Linked DNA regions of Homo sapiens: region 2 is linked to region 1. A link is a loop called in an ENCODE intact Hi-C map of the cell type or tissue named here. Cell type or tissue: Caco-2. All regions are shown on one strand.

The links. A loop is a pair of places that touch in the nucleus more often than their neighbours do. Peaks named below come from ENCODE experiments on the same cell type or tissue, not always from the same donor. Only the 100,000 strongest peaks of a DNase experiment are listed, where the experiment ranks them.
Region 2: a loop joins it to region 1, with 3 times the contacts of the local background. A loop is called at or near these places in 34 of 110 quality-filtered maps.

The regions. Positions count from the first base shown.
Region 1 is chr1:183,026,541-183,031,540 of GRCh38, forward strand. The region is part of intron 1 of LAMC1 (laminin subunit gamma 1); the gene reads left to right. Among named protein-coding and RNA genes, the nearest start is that of LAMC1, 5.6 kb to the left of the region's middle. In Caco-2, no CTCF peak of the experiment used is centred here; DNase peaks (open chromatin) are centred at 3,101 and 3,703.
Region 2 is chr1:183,086,395-183,091,394 of GRCh38, forward strand. The region is part of intron 1 of LAMC1 (laminin subunit gamma 1); the gene reads left to right. Among named protein-coding and RNA genes, the nearest start is that of LAMC1-AS1, 52 kb to the right of the region's middle. In Caco-2, no CTCF peak of the experiment used is centred here; a DNase peak (open chromatin) is centred at 2,817.

The DNA.
Region 1 (5,000 bases):
CATGGGCTGTAGCTAACTAATTATTTCCCATGAATTAAAGTACCGTGACTGTTTTGTGCATCTATTAAATCTCCCTCCCAGTTCAAATTTCACATACCCTTAAACAAGTGATGCATATTGTGCTTTGCTATTACAGAGCATGTGAAGCTAGAAATGAGTAGTGTGAAAGAACTAGGTCTAGCCACCACTTTTCTAGCCTTTCTTTTGATGTTGAACTTTAAATACAGTAAACTTTAAAATAAGCAGTCAAATCATACATAAGAAATGTAAGTAGTTATGTAAGTGTTTTGGCACTGACTTTTTTAAATTATGAAAATGAAACATGACATTGTAAATTCAAACAGTAAGTGTAATGACAAGTGAGTTTCTTTATCACTAGCTGCTAAGCTCCATGCCCTAGAGACCACCCTTCACAATTTCTTACATTAATATGACCCTCTAGAAATTTTTCATGCATACACATGTGTATATAAAATTATAGGATCATTTTAACTGATACTTTTTGGGAGGCTGAGGCGTATTTTAACAGATGGCAAATACAAATCTGATTATTGTGCCTGTATCATCACTTGCTGTACAAAAGCCAGGAAAATCAGTGTTGATTCTGAAAACAGCGCTCTCTTAAGCACCATACACAGTCATCCAGGGTGCAGGGTGCAGTGCATCCTCGGATAAAAAGAGTTAAAGTTGCTATGGGAACCAGAATTGCACTTTCTGCTTGTTGTGGGGAGAAATCTCCACCAGCCACTTTTCTAAGAAGAAGTCTTTTTTGTTTCACCTTCAACTTCTGGATGGATTATTCAGTTGCTGTTAAAAAGTTTGGGTTTTATGTCTTATAAGTTATAGTAAGTTTTTATCAGTACCAGTGGGGTAGTAGTTGATACTAAGATTGTAGCTAAGGATTTGCCTTTTATCAAACAGCCCCATTAATTAATTTGATAATCATTGTGGATGGAAACTTGGCAGACAGGATCCTAATCTTGAGAAAGGTAGCTTTTCCTCTTTCTAAAAACAATTAGATTAAGGAAAAGAGTGCTTATAAAACCAACCCAATCAAAGTTTATGAAACTCCTAAAATTAACACTGAAACCAGATTAGTTTCCAAGCTCCTCATAAACTGTAGGAACCAATAGTGATTAAATGAAGCTTTTAAATCTGCATCTGCATATCTTTTTTGTGTGTTTAAGTTAGAATAATTGATATATAAGGCTATTGCCTTTTATTCTCTTTGGTCCTCTGCTGAGTGTGTATGTATTTAACATGGAACAAATGGCAATTTTTCCCCCCAGGAAAACCTTTGCAAGGTGGGTTCTGACTATGTCAGGGAATAGCTCACTGTGGTGACTTCACTGTGGTATTTGTGCACCCTGAGGGGACACTATTTTAGTTTGTCTCACAAAGGCCTGATTTACATTTTGCAGGTTTCAACTTGAGAAGTTAAGGAGCTCTTCCTTAATGGCCAGCAGTTGTTGAACACAGTTTTATAAAGTTGCTGTTGGCTGCTTTCCTGTTCTACAGTTCACTGCTTTTTCTCCAAATTCCTTCTCCATTCTAAGGGCATTCAAAAAAGAATTTACACATTAGGGGAGAAGTTGGAGCTATAAGGCATTCCTCCCCCCCCCCACCTCTTCCATTTGTCATTGGTCACATTTGTGGGAGGAATCAAGTTTTGACTATTTCAGTTCTAAATAATTTTAGAAAATTGGGTGTGCCTTTTGCTATGCACTCCTTCCTCCTGTGCATACATTCTCATGTTATTGCCGGATATTCTGCAAACATTTTAAAAAATACTCTTGAAATACATACCACTGTACCTGATAGAAAGATGTAGAAGATTGAGGGTCCTATCTTCAGAAGATTATACTTTGTTAGGAATTTACACACTCATAATGGCATTACAATAATAAATCAAGGGTGTCTATATAATATTTTACAGTTTATAAGGCCTCCAGTTTATCACTGATGAGATTTCTCACAACGCAAGGAAGGCAAAGATGCCTAAGGTTGTGATTTGCCTAAAGTCATGTGGGAGATAGGTCTTTGACTACCTAGTTGATTGCATTCGTTCTTGCAGCTTGCAGCTTCTCTAACGAGTCTCTCGAAAGAAAGTCTACTTTATTCTAAGCCACTTTTAAAATTTCATGTATACCCTGGTTCAGAGATACCAGACTCCTTTGGTTTTCCTTGTTTTTTCTTCTGCATACTTCTTTTTATTTATGTTCCTAGATTCCTCTCTTTTCATGCTGTTCACGCTTCGTGGATGAACTCGTGTTTGTCTCAAGGCTTTATTTGCAATTTCATTTGTAAATTTGTAAATTCTAAAGTTGTATTTCTAGTCAGCTCTTTTTCCAGATCTAAAATCTTGTTGGTTATGGTCAATTTGGGATGTCCAGAGACCATATTCAAAACTAAATTCACTCCTTGTTGTCTCACCCAACTCAAAGCTCTTTTGGTATTCCCTATCTCAGTGAACTACACTGCTGTCTAACACTGAGTTTCTCAACCGATGTTGCCCACGTCTCTCCTGAAAGAACCATGCTTGACAGGCTTCATGAGTAAAGACTACTCTGGTGAACAGATAGGATCCACTGCTGTGTGGTCGGTCGGTTCTGGGTAGCTATAACTTCACCCGTTTCTTTCCCACCAATCGTTACTATAATCTGTCCAAGACTCTACTCTTACCTTCTATATCCAGACACTATGTGTCTTGAATGCTTATCTTTCTCTCCGTCCTCTTTGTCTCTGCCTTACTGTAAGTTCCTTACTGTAAGTTCCCATTGCATTTCACCTGGATTGTTGCCACAGCCTCCAAATAAACTGGTGGGCTTTCTGCCTCCAGTTTTGCCCTTTATATTTGGGCAGCCATCCTTTGGACTGAGTGATGATTCTAAAATGCAAATCTGATCATACAATTTTGCAGCTAAAAATTCTGCAGTGGTTCCTCAAGGTTTTATGATAAAGTCCAAACTCCTTGGCGTGGTGTACAGGGTACTTAGGATCTGGACCTTTTTGTTGCTTCACGTGTTCACAGGGCTGTTCTTTGGTTTGGAACACTTCTCCCAGGTGTTAGGACTCCTTCCCCAGTTTCTCTCTCTCTCCCCTTTCTGCCCCACTCCCTGGCTTGGATTAAGTCTCCCACTGACGCCACCCTGTAGGTATTTATCACAGTCCCTATCACATAGGATTATCTGTTTCTTTACTTGTCTGTTTCTACCTTTAAACCATGAAGTTTTTGAAGGACGAGTCAGGGGTTTAGTAATCTTTTAGTTCAGTTAAAGATGACTAATATTGGTTAATTGCTTGTTATGTATTAGCAACAATGCAAATTCCTGGATGTGTAGTGATTCATGGGACATTGCCCTGACCTCATTCTTAGATGAGGTGTAGATGCAGAGACCCATGTCTCTCGATTTGGGGGTAGGCAAATGATGGCCTTCTTAGCCAAGTCCAGTCCAGTCCTGCCTATTTTTGTATGGGCTGTGAACTAAGAATGGTTTGTACATTTTTAATTGGTTAGAAAAAATCAGAAGAATAATATTTTGTGACATGTGAAAATTTCATGAAATTCAAATTTTAGTTACCCATAAAGTTTTGTTGGAGCACAGTTTAGCCCATGTAACAAAGCATTGTCTGTGGCTGTTTTTGCACAATAAGGGCAGAGTTGAGTAATAGCGACAGACTCCATATGTCCCAGCCCACAAAGGCTGAAGTATTTACTATCTGGCTCTCATAGCACAGGTTTGTTGACCTCTGTTCTAGAGCAGTACTTTCATGTTATATAGTAAGTCCTAAGTGAGAGATGCAAGCACAGAGAGGATTCACTTCACTGACTGTTTGGGTGGAGGCTGGAGGCATTCTGTCTCCAGTGACACTTGTCTGGCATAGTGTTCATAAAAATATATGTACAGTGAGTGAATAAATGAATGCCTGAATTATAAAACTCCCAGAACATTGAACATTAACTTAAATTCTTCAAAGCAAAACTTTTGAGCTTGTGTTTATTTTTTATCAGTGCCATCTCTCCATTTTATAAGATATATGTCACTGTAATAGCTAATATTAAATGTAGTATGTGGTTTTATTTCTGTAAATTTTTTAAAAAAGTACTAAGGTATGGAACTGGTATGGAATTGGAAAGGCCTATGACTGTCCTTTTTTGGGTAAAAATTAGACTGTTATGTGACTTGAAGGCAGCCTAGATAAATCTTAGGCGAAAACTCATGAATTCTCACATGTGAATATGTATTTCTGAAATGTTAATTTGTATTTTTTTCCTTTAAAAATGGACATAAGCAAATTTTATTTAAAGTATATATATTCTGTAGTTTCAGCTACTTGGGAGGCTGAGGCAGAGGGATCATTCGAGCTAAGAAGTTTGAGGCTGTAGTACACCATAATTGCGCCTGTTGAATACCCACTACACCCCAGCCTGGACGACGTAGACCCTATCTCAAAAATTAAATAAATAAAATGTATATATTCACATGTACATTGTTGAAATAGATTCTTAAAGGGAATTATTAAGCAGCTGAGGGGAAAGGTTACAATGAAATATTTGCTTGTTGTATATAGCATCCTTTTAAGTTTAGTGAAGTCATCATGAGTAGATTTAGAAGATAGGCATACTGTTTCTTTAGGATAGTGAAAGGACTGTAAATGTAGAGTACGGTATAGCCCAGTGTATTCCACATTAAAGTGGTTAGGCCGATGAGCAGTAACCACATATTCATCTAAAGTTAATAGGCAGCAGCAACAGTTGCTTCTTTTTTTTCTTTTTTTTTGGAGACGAGTTTCGCTCTTGTCGCCCAGGCTGGAGTGCAGTGGCACGATCTTGGCTCACTGCAACCTCTGCCTCCTGGGTTCAAGCTATTCTTCTGCCTCAGCCTCCCGAGTAGCTGGGATTACAGACATGTGCCACCACACCCAGCTAATTTTGTATTTTTAGTAGAGACAGGGTTTTACCATGTTGGTCAGGCTGGTTTTGAACTCCCGACCTCAGG
Region 2 (5,000 bases), 60 kb after region 1:
TACCTTTTCAAGTGATAGAAGCAAGAGCAGAGAATTCATCCTTTCTTGCTACTAAAGAATTTATTCTAAAACATTACATGTCACTTGTCCCTCGTGGCTAGATGTGGATAGAGATGCTGGATTGTTTGTTTGGAGCATGCAGATTGCACTGTTTCATCTTTTGTAGACACAGAAATCAAGAGTTATCTTTTTTCTTCCAAAGATGGAAACAACTATTTGAGAACCCTATCATTAGAAAATTGTAAGCCTTTAAAATAGAACCTTACCTTCTATTATTCATTGCAAATTATTTTAACACAAACTTACCTGCAGCTGGGCATATAGGACTCGACTGAGTACAGAATATTGGCAAAAGCATTGTAGAGGGTCAGAAAATTACTTAAGTCTGAACTTGATTGGAAATCAGCTGATATTTCATGTCTCTGATGTCCTTCATCTTTGCAAAATCAGTTCCTGTGGCATTTTAGCATTTCTCTAGAACATTACTATGAGAAAGGAAAGTATTGAAAAGATCTAGTAATAGAGATATTTTCAGAAATCTAACAGATAAGATGGTAGAGTCAAGCTCTTTGGAGCTAGATGTATACATTAAAGTTCATCTTGTATAAACTCTTTATTTTACACTTAAGAAAATTGAGGTATGGCTGCTCCTTACTCCCTAGTACAATACTTCTCTCACTGTGTATCTTAATTATTTGTATCTTATCTCATCTGTCATATGGAATTCCTTTAGGGCAGGGACTCACCCTTATTTTATCTATGTATCTTCAGTACTCAGCCTATTGCCTGGCACTGAGTAAATTTCAGGGTATGTTTGTAAATTGAATGAATCATTGACTGAATTAACCAAACAGCAAGTCAGACTCACCTGGGTTCACTCTCGTTCTTCTATTGGGTTGCTGCTTATTTTACAAGTCAGACAGTTCTCTCCCTATAAAAGGCAACAACAAAAACATACCTCAAAATAAAGAGATAGCTGGGGATGAGTCCGGGCCCTCAAAATCTTACGTTCTTATGTGTGTATGTGTGTGACATGTGAATAAAACATGCAGAAAATAAAGGGGATAATTCCAGGTACTGATAATACCATGAAAAAAGTGTCATGAGCATCAGACAGTAATTATCTAAATGTCTTCTTTTTAGTAGAAATCTAACCCCACACACTGGGCCTCAGTCCATCTATCTCACAGAAAGGAAATCCTTGCTACTACCATGAAAGCTTATCACATGCTCATGGCTGAAGGAGTTCTTCTGGAAAGCCAGAGCTGCTAAAAGGAACTTAGGGGATCTGTTCCTAAGTTCCTCTAAGATCCCAATAGAGGACTAGAGGCTTCTTTCCCTCTTGGGGGATGCCATGTTGATTAATGAAATTTTTGCTACTTAGCTTTAGGAAAAAGGCATTTATTTATTTTCTTTTCTTTCCTTTTTTTTTTTTTGAGACGGAGTTTTGCTCTTGTTGCCCAGGCTGGAGTGCAATGGTGCGATGTCGGCTCACCACAACCTCCACCTCCCAGGTTCAAGCGATTCTCCTGCCTCAGCCTCCCAAGTAGCTGGGATTACAGGCATGCCTCACCATGCCCAGCTAATTTTGTATTTTTAGTAGAGATGGGGTTTCTCTATGTTGGTCAGGCTGGTCTGGAACTCCTGACCTCAGGTGATCCGCCTCCCAAAGTGCTGGGATTACAGGCATGAGCCACCACACCCAACCAGAAAGGTCTATTTTCTTTGATCTTATTAAAGGCTGCCATATACAAAGGTTTTCTTTTAATGTTGATCTGTTTTTAAAATATGGAAGAAAGCCTTGAAAGGCATCATCATAAGCTCTACGTCAATATCCAGAAAATATCGTCTTGTTTTAGAATTCTAGCCTGTTTTGTTTGGTAGATGAGTCAGTCTACTGTAAATAAATATTTATTGAGCACTTGTTTTGTGCCAAGCACAGTGCCCTAGGGATTGTAGTGTTTTTCAAATTGTGGGTCACAGCTCCCTAATGTCATAAAATCAATTTAGTGAGCTATAACCGGCATATTCAATCAAATGGAATGAAAAATAGAATATCAGATTGCATCATGGATAGTATTGTATTATTTTATCAAACTTGAGTTTCAATTGTGTATGTATGTGTGCAAGGTTGCAATATAAAGTGTCTTTTTTACTTGTGTCATGGTTAGAAAAGCTTGAAAAGCACTATTATAGAGCATACCCAAAAGTATATATTCCTTGCTTTTGAATAAGTTAAACTCTTGTTGGAGCAAGAAACACAAAAGAATAAATACTCAAGTAGTGAATTACAATAAGTGCTATGTGTTCGGAAAAGTAAGATGATAATACAAGTTGAAAGTGGCATGGATGGATATGGTGGAACTTGAACCAAATCTGGAAAGATGGATAGGGCTTGGAAGGGGTGAAGACTAGAGAATGGCTTAAAGGTGAGACGTGGCATATGGATAATAGGGATGGCAAGACTGGAACAGAGGTTTCAGTTTACATTAGAGAACTGTAGGATATAGTTTGGAGATAGAAAATGAAGCACAATTGTCCAGACTTATGGATGCCTTGTGATAACATGCCTGAGGAGTGTGTATTAGATCAGGTAAGCTGCACAGATTCTTAAGCTGGGGAGTGATAATGATATAGGGTGGGTTTATAGAATACTTTCCATCTTCTTCCTAACTCCTCTTTAGTCATGGGGAGCTCCTAAGGGAATTTCTTCTAGGTAGGTGTTGGATACCAAGTCTCTGGCATCAGATCAAAGAGAGCCAGAAAGGACTTTGGCTGTTCTCCAGAATGTAAATAGAAAGGTAGAACAAGTCCCATTGTGGGTGCATGTGAAATACTCCCATGGAGGAGAACTGCAGTGCTGTCTGTTTGAAATACGGCAAAGAATGGATTGAAGAACATTTCTTCTGATATCACTGTTTAATGTTTGCTCTCAATGTAAAGGGAAAAGCAGATTAAAGGGCCCATGTTTTTGAAGTACTGGGAACCTGACTGACCTACCTGAAATATGCTATGTAAATAATTTGTCATGTGATCTCCTTACCCTCAAGACACCTTCACTGAATATGCTATATACATAATTTATAAAACAGTTTCAAGCGTGATTGCAAAAAGTTTCTCCTCATTGGAAAGGGACATTTGATATTTATCTGCCAAACTCTTTACTACTTTCCAATTAAAGATAAATTTAAAGAAGTTTCTGAAATGATAATGTGCTTTACGGGGAAGGTGATTTAACTAGAAAGAAGCTTTTAAAAAAATGACTATTTAATCTATAACACTAAATACACCAATAATTTAGATCGACTTCTGATTGAAAGTTATGATTCTTTGTCGTGGCAGATTATCAAATGTTCTAAATTGAGGCTGTTCTAGGACATAGTTTTTAATCTAAGTCATATTAAATAAAGTTTATGGGGGCCCATTGTTTTAGACTAGCCTCTTGGACTAGGCCCCAGCAGACCAGACTAAACTAGAATGGAGTTGCTCATGCTAGGTACCACATAATTAAACTGAATTCTGAAACAGGCCTGGTTTGTTTAAGTAACAAACCAGAAGATTCACAACAACCAGTCAAAAGGGGCCCAGTTTACCTGGGCATGATAAGAAGTCTCCTCTGTTTTAACCCTAAAAGGAAAGTAACTTTTGAAACAGTCAATCTGCTTTTTGTTCTGTTTCTGCTTTTCTCAGAACTTTTTTGTCTATAAAACCAATTCCTCTGCTCAGCTCATTGGAACACTTATTCTATTTTATAGAGTAAGATGTTGCTCAATTCTGGAATCACAAATAAAAGCCAATTAAGACCTTTAAATTTGTTGTAATTTTATTTCTTAACAGTCATTAGAAAAAAAAAAGCAGATGCATCTAGGATTGCAAGATTATTTACATGTAGTCCAGGGGGATTACATACATTTTAGCTATTTTGTAGAAGGTATAATTTAATCAGGAACACAAGTTCAAGCACAGCCCATGAGAGATGAAGGGATATGAAGAACACTAACTTTGGTTTCTAAAGGAAAGTGTGTAGAGTGTACATTCTTACTCGTCTGCAAAGAGGGTGGATGAATGAAAAATGAAGAAGGGGGTGTATTCGTTTATACTTATGAAGGCATCTGCTCACAATCAGTCACTTGTAGAGAGAGTGCCAGCTGGCAGGGTACTTGCGTGATGTAAATTGTCCATCCGCTCAGAAGAGCAGAAGTACAAGGAGGCCTTGTGCAAAGGACTGAATTCCTACCCAGAGGACAAGGGAGGGAGGTTCTTGTAGATATCTAAATGAGATCTACTTCCATTTTCCACTTTATTTGCAGTTTTCAACATGTCATTTTTCCTGCTGTCCCAGCTACGATTACTGTTTGACTTGAGTAATCAGTTTCCCCCCTTCACTGCAACTGCTGCTTATTAAGCCTCTGCCTGGTGGGGGGAGGGTGGGTATAGGAGGGGACACTGCTGGAAAAATGGTGTCACTTTTTCCAAGAGTGTTGTTTTCCTTGTCTTTCTGCTTCACTGGTTCATTTTTGTGAGCTGTATAAGAGCTAAAGGTTATTATTACAGATTTCATTTTTTGAAATGCATCAAAATCTCCATCCCCTCCCCTACCTGCTAATCTTTTTGCTTGTTAAGAAAGAAAGTGCTTCTTTCTGTGAAATCATAGATAATTCTAGGGGTATCAAATGTAATGGAATTAAATCTTATAAAATTTCTGAATGGACTTCCTTCTGCTTTTTTTTCACGATAGTAGAGAAAAAATTCAAACTTCCTTGGACAAAATTTTAAAACAGTATGCCCTGCAGAAGAAGAGGTTTTAGTAGAAATCTTTGTTTTTGTATTCTTTGATTTCTTAGATCTGGATTGGAGTGGGTCACCAAACTTTTTCTGTGAGAGGCCACTAAGTTAATATTTTAGGCTTTGCTGGCCATGCAGGGTCTCCACAATTGCCCAACCCTGCCCTTGTAGCCAGAAAAGCAGCGATAAACAGTGTAAAGCATTGTTTACAAAAA